Linked DNA regions of Homo sapiens: region 1 is linked to region 2. A link is a loop called in an ENCODE intact Hi-C map of the cell type or tissue named here. Cell type or tissue: transverse colon. All regions are shown on one strand. Region 1 overlaps GOLPH3 (golgi phosphoprotein 3). Region 2 overlaps LOC124900954 (a long non-coding RNA gene).

Region 1 (4,000 bases), 350 kb before region 2:
GAGGCGGGCGGATCACGAGGTCAGGAGATCAAGATTATACTGGCTAACACAGTGAAACCCCGTCTCTACCAAAAATACAAAAAATTAGCCGGGTGTGGTGGCAGGCGCCTGTAGTCCCAGCTACTCGGGAGGCTGAGGCAGGAGAATGGCGTGAACCCGGGAGGCAGAGCTTGCAGTGAGCCAAGATTGCACCACTGCACTCCAGCCTGGGTGACAGAGCGAGACTCCGTCTCAAAAATAAAAAATAAAAAAGTAGGCCCATTTTGCCCAGGAGAAAACTAAGGTTCTAAAATTCAAAATATTTATTCTAATTCTTTCAACTACTCAAGGGCAAGGCTAGGTGTCAAGAACACAGCAGTCTTGCAGGTCCTGATCCAAAGCATCCTCCCTATGTACATCCTTACTGCACCTAACACATACTCCCATAAAAGTTAGTAACTCAGAAGAGGCAGGCAGGATAAAGTTAATAATTCACTTTATTGAAATCATTCGCAAATCTGTCTTCTATGCAGACTGAATGCTCCTTAAAAGCAAAAAATTTTTCTTTGTGGCCGGGGGCACAGCGGCTCACATCTGTGATCCCAGCACTTTGGGAGGCCAGGAGTTCAAGACCAGCTTGGCCAACATGGTGAAACCCCGTCTTTACTAAAAGTACAAAAATTAGCTGGGCATGGTGGCATGTGCCTGTAATCCCAGCTACTTGGGAGGCTGAGACACAAGGATTGCTTGAACCCAGGAGGAGGAGGTTGCATGAGCCAAGATCATGCCACTGCACTCCAGTCTGGCGACAGAGCATGACTTGGTCTCAAAAATATATACATATATATATATATTTTTTTTCTTTGTAACCCCAGCATCTGGCAAAGGGAATGAATGGCACAGAGAAGCTGTTCAATACTTGGATTAAACGGAACATATAAATACTAAATAACCTCTAATTTCACTTTAGCTACACAACATGGTATAGACAAAAATTAAATGGTATACTCCATTCAGTGACTGAACTGAAATTTAAGTTCTTAAGTGTTATTTCTGAGGTTATTTTGTTAATACGGTATAAACTGTTTAGCATTTCCATTTAAGAAACTGGAACTAGAAAATGAAACCAGAGTAAAAATAACCATTAGCAACTTTTACATACAGTTTCTTAATTTCTAATCTGTCCCAGAAGGTAGTGGTGGAATACAAAGTTTGCCTATATATTATCAATAAAAATAACTTTTACCTTAAAACTTTAACTCATAAGTTCCTACACGCAGTTCAGTATGCTAAAATTGTTCCTCTTCCTACTGAACTACAAGCCAAATTCTATTGCAATAAAAATTCCTATCAGAGAAAAAGATTTCTAAACCTCAACTAAGCACAAGCTTATAATTTTCCATAGTGACTTATTTCAATGTTTCTCACCCTTTATTTCATCACTGTTCCCTTAAGAAGTACTTCCAGATTTTTTCCTCATTATCTTCTCCCCCATGAAATTTTAATATGATGGAATATACATATTTGTTTGTACACTGTAAGTGTGCCTTTTTATACATAAGAGGAGTAAGATTCTTTTTTTTTTTTTGAGACGGAGTCTCACTCTGTTGCCCAGGCTGGAGTGCAGTGGCGCGATATGGGCTCACTGCAAGCTCCGCCTCCCGGGTTCACGCCATTCTCCTGCCTCAGCCTCCCGAGTAGCTGGGACTACAGGAGCCCGCCAGCACGCCAAGCTAATTTCTTTGTATTTTTTTAGTACAGACAGGCTTTCACCATGTTAGCCAGGATGGTCTCCATCTCCTGACCTCGTGATCCACCCGCCTCAACTCCCAAAGTGTTGGGATTACAGGGGTGAGCTACCGCGCCCGGCCAAGAGTACGATTCTTTCACTACCACGCCCAGAACCAAGTTTCACTCCCTTGGCAATGACATTACCACACTGGGAATACATAATTTACTTAATAAAGCCAGTAATCTACTTAATTAATACAGTAAATGTATTAAGTAAATTTATTTAATAAGTAAATTTACTTTAATAAATAATATTAGCTTACTTAATAAGGTAAATTATGTATTCTTTTTTTTTTTTTTTTTTTGAGATAGTCTTGCTCTGTTGCCCAGGCTGGAGTGCAGTGGCATGATCTTAGCTCACTGTAACCTCCACCTCCTGGGTTCATGTGATTCTCCTGCCTCAGCCTCCCGAGTAGCTGGGATTTCAGGTGCATACCACCCTGCCTGGCTAATTTTTGTATTTTTAGTAGAGATGGAGTTTCACCATGTTGGCCAGGCTGGTCGCTAACTCCCTGCCTCAGGTAATCCCCTTGCCTCAGCCTCCCAAAGTGCTGGGATTATAGGCATGAGCCACCACACCTGCCAGGGTTAGGTAAATTATGTATTCTTAATGTGAGTAATGTCATTGTACTGAGTGACTGCCAAATGCCAGCCTGAAATATATGACATCAAAAAATTATAGAACAGGCCAGGCAGGGTGGCTCATGTCTGTAATCCCAGCACTTTGGGAGGCCAACGTGGGTGGATCACATGAGGTCATGAGTTTGAGACCAGCCTGGCCAACATGGCGAAACCTTGTCTCTACTAAAAATACAAAAAGTACCCCTGTGTGGTGGTGAGTGCCTGTAATCCCAGCTACTCAGAAGGTTGAGGCAGGAGAATCGCTTGAACCCAGGAGGCAGAGGTTGAAGTGAGCATAGATTGCACCACTGCACTCCAGCCTGGGTAACAGAGCAAGACTCTGTCTCAGAAGAGAAAAAAAAAAAATTCTAGAACAGCAACATAATTTAGTTTTGTAGTTTACTATATGAGCTTTGACACACAGAACTAAAATGAATGAACTTGAAGACAGACATGTTCTTCAGTGAATTTGTACTTAGTAAAGGGCCTCTCACAGAGCATGTGCTCAGTAAACATTTGATGAATGGATGAAAACTGTTAGAATCCTAGATGTGTGGTAATCCTAGATTAGAAGCAGTTATGCTGCTTCTAAATGTCATTTAGCAAGATGAGAACCTCTAGACAGGCCACAGAAATGTGGACTTCGTATCTCAAATCACTTAAAATTCAACTCGCTACAACCCTGGAAACCTGGAATTTTCTGTAGTTAATTTTCAGGAAGGAAAAAGAAAAGACGAAAACCTTAAGCTAAAACAAACAGTTCCTGTTTGGTAATTTTTAACCTTCCTGATTCACTAAATGCTTTGAGTATCTAATGAAAGTTCTGTCCTCTTTCCCCAAGAAAACACACAACTGCAGAGAATTCACAAAGTTTCTCAGCTCTGTTCACTCCAATTTAAGAACTTCTCCATTAAAGGAATATGTAAATCAAATACAATGCATTAAGTTTAAAAATAAGTAAATTTTTTTGTTGTTGTTTAAAATGTTATTCTTAAAAGTGACCAGAAACATCCTTGTTGGCAATACACTGTACTTTAATATTAGTTGTGTTTTTGCAGATGAGAGGTTTACCAAACGGGAAGAGAAATAGCCTATGTTCTAAATATATTTGTAATACCTAAGTCAAAAACCTCAAAATGTACTAGATTACATTGTAATACTGTACAATGCTATTAAAACAGGTTGCAGTCTTCCCAGCTTTGATAAGAGAAACCTGAAGCCAAAAACATCAATTTCAAAATGAAGCCAGGTTTCCACTTTTGGCACTTGTCAGGACACTTACTAAAAAGCAGCAGCATGGCCGGGCACAGTGGCTCATGCCCAGACCTTTGGGAAGGCGAGGTGGGCGGATCACTTGAGGTCAAGAGTTCGAGACCAGCCTGGCCAACATGGTGAAACCCCATCTCTACTAAAAATACAAAAATTAGCTGGGCATGGTGGCAGGCGCCTGTAATCCTAGCTACTTGGGAGGCTGAGGCAGGAGAATCACTTGAACCCAGGAGGCGGAGTTGCAGTGGGCCAAGACGGTGCCATTGCACTTCAGCCCGAGTGATAAAAGCAAGACTCCATCTTAAAAAAAAAAAAAAAGCAGGAGGAGGACAAGCACTGT
Region 2 (4,000 bases):
AGTTGATAACTCCTCCCACAGTGACAGGCCAAGACATAGTCTCCCGTTTGGAGCATATTAACACAGGCCCTGGCACCAGCAACTGATCTAGCAAGTGTATTTTCTTACCCATTCTGATAAAGGGTATTCCAGAAATAGTTAGCTTTCACCTAGTAGAAATATATACTTTTACCATGCTGCCTCAGGGATATATTGAGTCCGTCCGGTAGGGATCTTGACCATCTCACCAACCCACAAGACACAAGGCTGGTCTACATTGAATATAGCACACATATAAGGCCTGGGAAATAAGAAGTAACCGGTATCACAGATGTTGATCTAGATATCTTAGACCCATATGTGCTAGCAGGTGAGAAATAAATCCTATGAAAATACAAGGACTTGCTACCTCAGTTAATCTTCTGGGGGAGGGTTGGACGCCATGGCTCATGCCTGTAATCCCAGTGTTTGGGGAGGCCAAGGTGGGAGAGTCACTTGAAACTAGGAATTTGAGACTAGCCTGGGCAACATAATGAGACCCTGTCTCCACAAAAAATTTAAATATTGGCTGGATGTGGTGGTGCACACCTGTACTTCTAGCTACTTAGGAGGCTGAGGTGGGAGAGTCACTAGATCTGGAGAATTCAAGGTTACAGTGAGCAGTGATTGCACCATTGCACTCCAGGCTGGGTGACAGAACAAGACCCTGTCTCTAAAAACAGGAAGAAAAATAAACTTTAGGAGAGGACCTAGTGGAGTGGACTGAAATATCGATAGATAATCCTCTCCAATTGATAGGGCTCCTTGCATATTAGAGGTAACAGAGAACACATTTGGTTGCCTTGCTTCAACCCATTGACCTGGTGAACTCAGATATGCCAGCCTTATTTGGGTACAGAACAAGAGAAGCCTCTCTAGCTCATCCAGACTGCAGAAGAAGAGGAGGTACCAATTGGTACCTGCTGTATGACCCAGGAGATACAACGATGGTCCAAATGTTTGAGGGAGATAAGTCCTCAGTTAAGGAACTCACTTCACAAGGAAAGTAAAAGACAATGAGATATCATGCTAACAGTTAACTAGTTTTATCATGTACTTAGGAACTTGAAGCATCTGATACCTAGAAGGAAATACAGGTACAGGATTTGGCGGTGGTGCCTTTCAAAGTTTTACCTAATTACTAAATTATAAAATGTTTGCTTCCCATGTATGCAACTCTGGGCTTTGCTGTCTTGTTTATTTTGCTCTCTTATTTATTTATTTATTTACTTTACTTTTATTTTATTTTATTTTTTGAGACGGAGCCTCTTTCTGTCACCCGAGCTGGAGTGCAGTGGTGCAATCTCAGCTCACTGGAATCTCCGCCTCCCAGGTTCAAGTGATTCTCCTGCTTCAGCCTCCTGAGTAGCTGGGATTACAGGCATGCGCCACCACACCTAGCCTATTTATTTATTTTTAATTTTTAAAAACTCTTGTTAAAAAATAGAGATGTGGTCTCACTACATTGCCCAGGCTGCTCTCCAACTCCTAGGCTCAAGCGATCCTTCACCTTGGCCTCTCAAAATGCTGGGATTACAGGGGTGAGCCACCATGCTCAGCTAGTGGTCTTACTCTCTAAGGGAGGAATACTTCCCATAGGGGACACAATAATGGTTTCTATCCTAGCCATAAGCAGGCAAAAAAGGGTAATGGTGTCGGCTGGGGTGAATGACACTGTGAAAAGGGAAATGAGGTTGCTGCCACACGATGGGAGTAGGGGTGTACACAAGAAACCAGCAATTCATCAGGAATTGCTCCTTGTTTTATTATTTATGTCCATGCCCAGCAGTTGTGGTCAGTGGAAGCTTATTTCAACCTTTCATTGGCAGGTGCACCAAAGCTGAGATCATTTAGAAATGCAAAGTTGGGCAGAAAAATTGCCATCTATTTGAGGTGCTGGCCAGCATTCAGGGGGACAGGAAATTGGATAATGGAGGAGAGAACACGTAATTATTAGTGGTGGTCTAGTGACCAGATAGAGTGTTTCCTTCTAAGTGTCTACTTCTTCAATAAGTTGATGTATAAATATAAATATCACACATATACACACACATGTGTGTATGTACATTCTTGAATAATAAAGTGGTGTTTTTTTTTCTCCTTTGACCACCCTGTTCAGACCAGGGAACACGGGTATACCATGGGTCTCAGGAGAAAGCCAGAAATGGACAGAGTAGACTCAGCTTCCAATTGTAGAGCTGAGAGTTTAACCTAAGATGGAAAACTTGAAAGGATTTGCAAATGGCAGGAATCCTTTTTTCCTGAGTCTTTCTCTCCCCAACTAGGAAAAATCCTTCAAGTCAAGAAGAATAAAGCAGTTGAAGAGTTAGGAAGAGTATAAGGGCCATACAGTACGCCCCCAACTCTCATTGTCAATGGGCCTGGGTGATAAGAACCCCTCTTTATGTCCGCAGATCTAAGAGCAACATGAGCTTCTGCTTTGCGTCTCATCTAGAATTTATTTATTTATTTATTTATTATTATTATACTTTAAGTTTTAGGGTACATGTGCACAATGTGCAGGTTAGTTACATATGTATACATGTGCCATGCTGGTGAGCTGCACCCACTAACTCGTCATCTAGCATTAGGTGTATCTCCCAATGCTATCCCTCCCCCCTACCCCCACCCCACAACAGTCCCCAGAGTGTGATGTTCCCCTTCCTGTGTCCATGTGTTCTCATTGTTCAATTCCCACCTATGAGTGAGAATATGCGGTGTTTGGTTCTTTGTTCTTGCGATAGTTTACTGAGAATGATGATTTCCAATTTCATCCATGTCCCTACAAAGGACATGAACTCATCATTTTTTATGGCTGCATAGTATTCCATGGTGTATATGTGCCACATTTTCTTAATCCAGTCTATCATTGCTGGACATTTGGGTTGGTTCCAAGTCTTTGCTATTGTGAATAATGCCACAATAAACATACGTGTGCATGTGTCTTTATAGCAGCATGATTTATAGTCCTTTGGGTATATACTCAGTAATGGGATGGCTGGGTCAAATGGTATTTCTAGTTTTAGATCCCTGAGGAATCGCCACACTGACTTCCACAATGGTTGAACTAGTTTACAGTCCCACCAACAGTGTAAAAGTGTTCCTATTTCTCCACATCCTCTCCAGCACCTGTTGTTTCCTGACTTTTTAATGATCGCCATTCTAACTGGTGTGAGATGGTATCTCATCGTGGTTTTGATTTGCATTTCTCTGATGGCCAGTGATGGTGAGCATTTTTTCATGTGTTTTTTGGCTGCATAAATGTCTTCTTTTGAGAAGTGTCTGTTCATGTCCTTTGCCCACTTTTTGATGGGGTTGTTTGTTTTTTTCTTGTAAATTTGTTGGAGTTCATTGTAGATTCTGGATATTAGCCCTTTGTCAGATGAGTAGGTTGCGAAAATTTTCTCCCATTTTGTAGGTTGCCTGTTCACTCTGATGGTAGTTTCTTTTGCTGTGCAGAAGCTCTTTAGTTTAATGAGATCCCATTTGTCAATTTTGGCTTTTGTTGCCATTGCTTTTGGTGTTTTAGACATGAAGTCCTTGCCCATGCCTATGTCCTGAATGGTAATGCCTAGGTTTTCTTCTAGGGTTTTTATGGTTTTAGGTCCAACGTTTAAGTCTTTAATCCATCTTGAATTGATTTTTGTATAAGGTATAAGGAAGGGATCCAGTTTCAGCTTTCTACATATGGCTAGCCAGTTTTCCCAGCACCATTTATTAAATAGGGAATCCTTTCCCCATTGCTTGTTTTTCTCAGGTTTGTCAAAGATCATCTAGAATTTTAAGAAGGTGGCAGACTGGCAGATGTGACCCACGACCACATGAGGAGAACAGAAGAGATGGTGGCATCATGAGACTAGTTGGAGACAGTCAGGAATTATCCCTTAAGTTTCCTGCGACTCCCAAGTGGTAAAGGAGAGCCGAAGGTTCCCGTGGGCCATGAGAGAGGGAAGGAGTATGGCTGAGAGGAATTGGTTATGGT

Evidence for each region. Peaks named below come from ENCODE experiments on the same cell type or tissue, not always from the same donor. Only the 100,000 strongest peaks of a DNase experiment are listed, where the experiment ranks them.
Region 1: it touches region 2 in a loop (5-fold over the local background); 1 of 110 quality-filtered maps calls a loop at or near these places.

What each region holds. Positions count from the first base shown.
Region 1 is chr5:32,162,845-32,166,844 of GRCh38, forward strand. The region is part of intron 1 of GOLPH3 (golgi phosphoprotein 3); the gene reads right to left. Among named protein-coding and RNA genes, the nearest start is that of GOLPH3, 9.5 kb to the right of the region's middle. In transverse colon, no CTCF peak of the experiment used is centred here; a DNase peak (open chromatin) is centred at 1,802; H3K27ac peaks cover 3,697 bases.
Region 2 is chr5:32,513,303-32,517,302 of GRCh38, forward strand. It overlaps LOC124900954 (a long non-coding RNA gene), which reads left to right. Exons shown (of 5, transcript XR_007058719.1): 2 at 3,776-3,927. Among named protein-coding and RNA genes, the nearest start is that of SUB1, 70 kb to the right of the region's middle. In transverse colon, no CTCF peak of the experiment used is centred here; no DNase peak of the experiment used is centred here.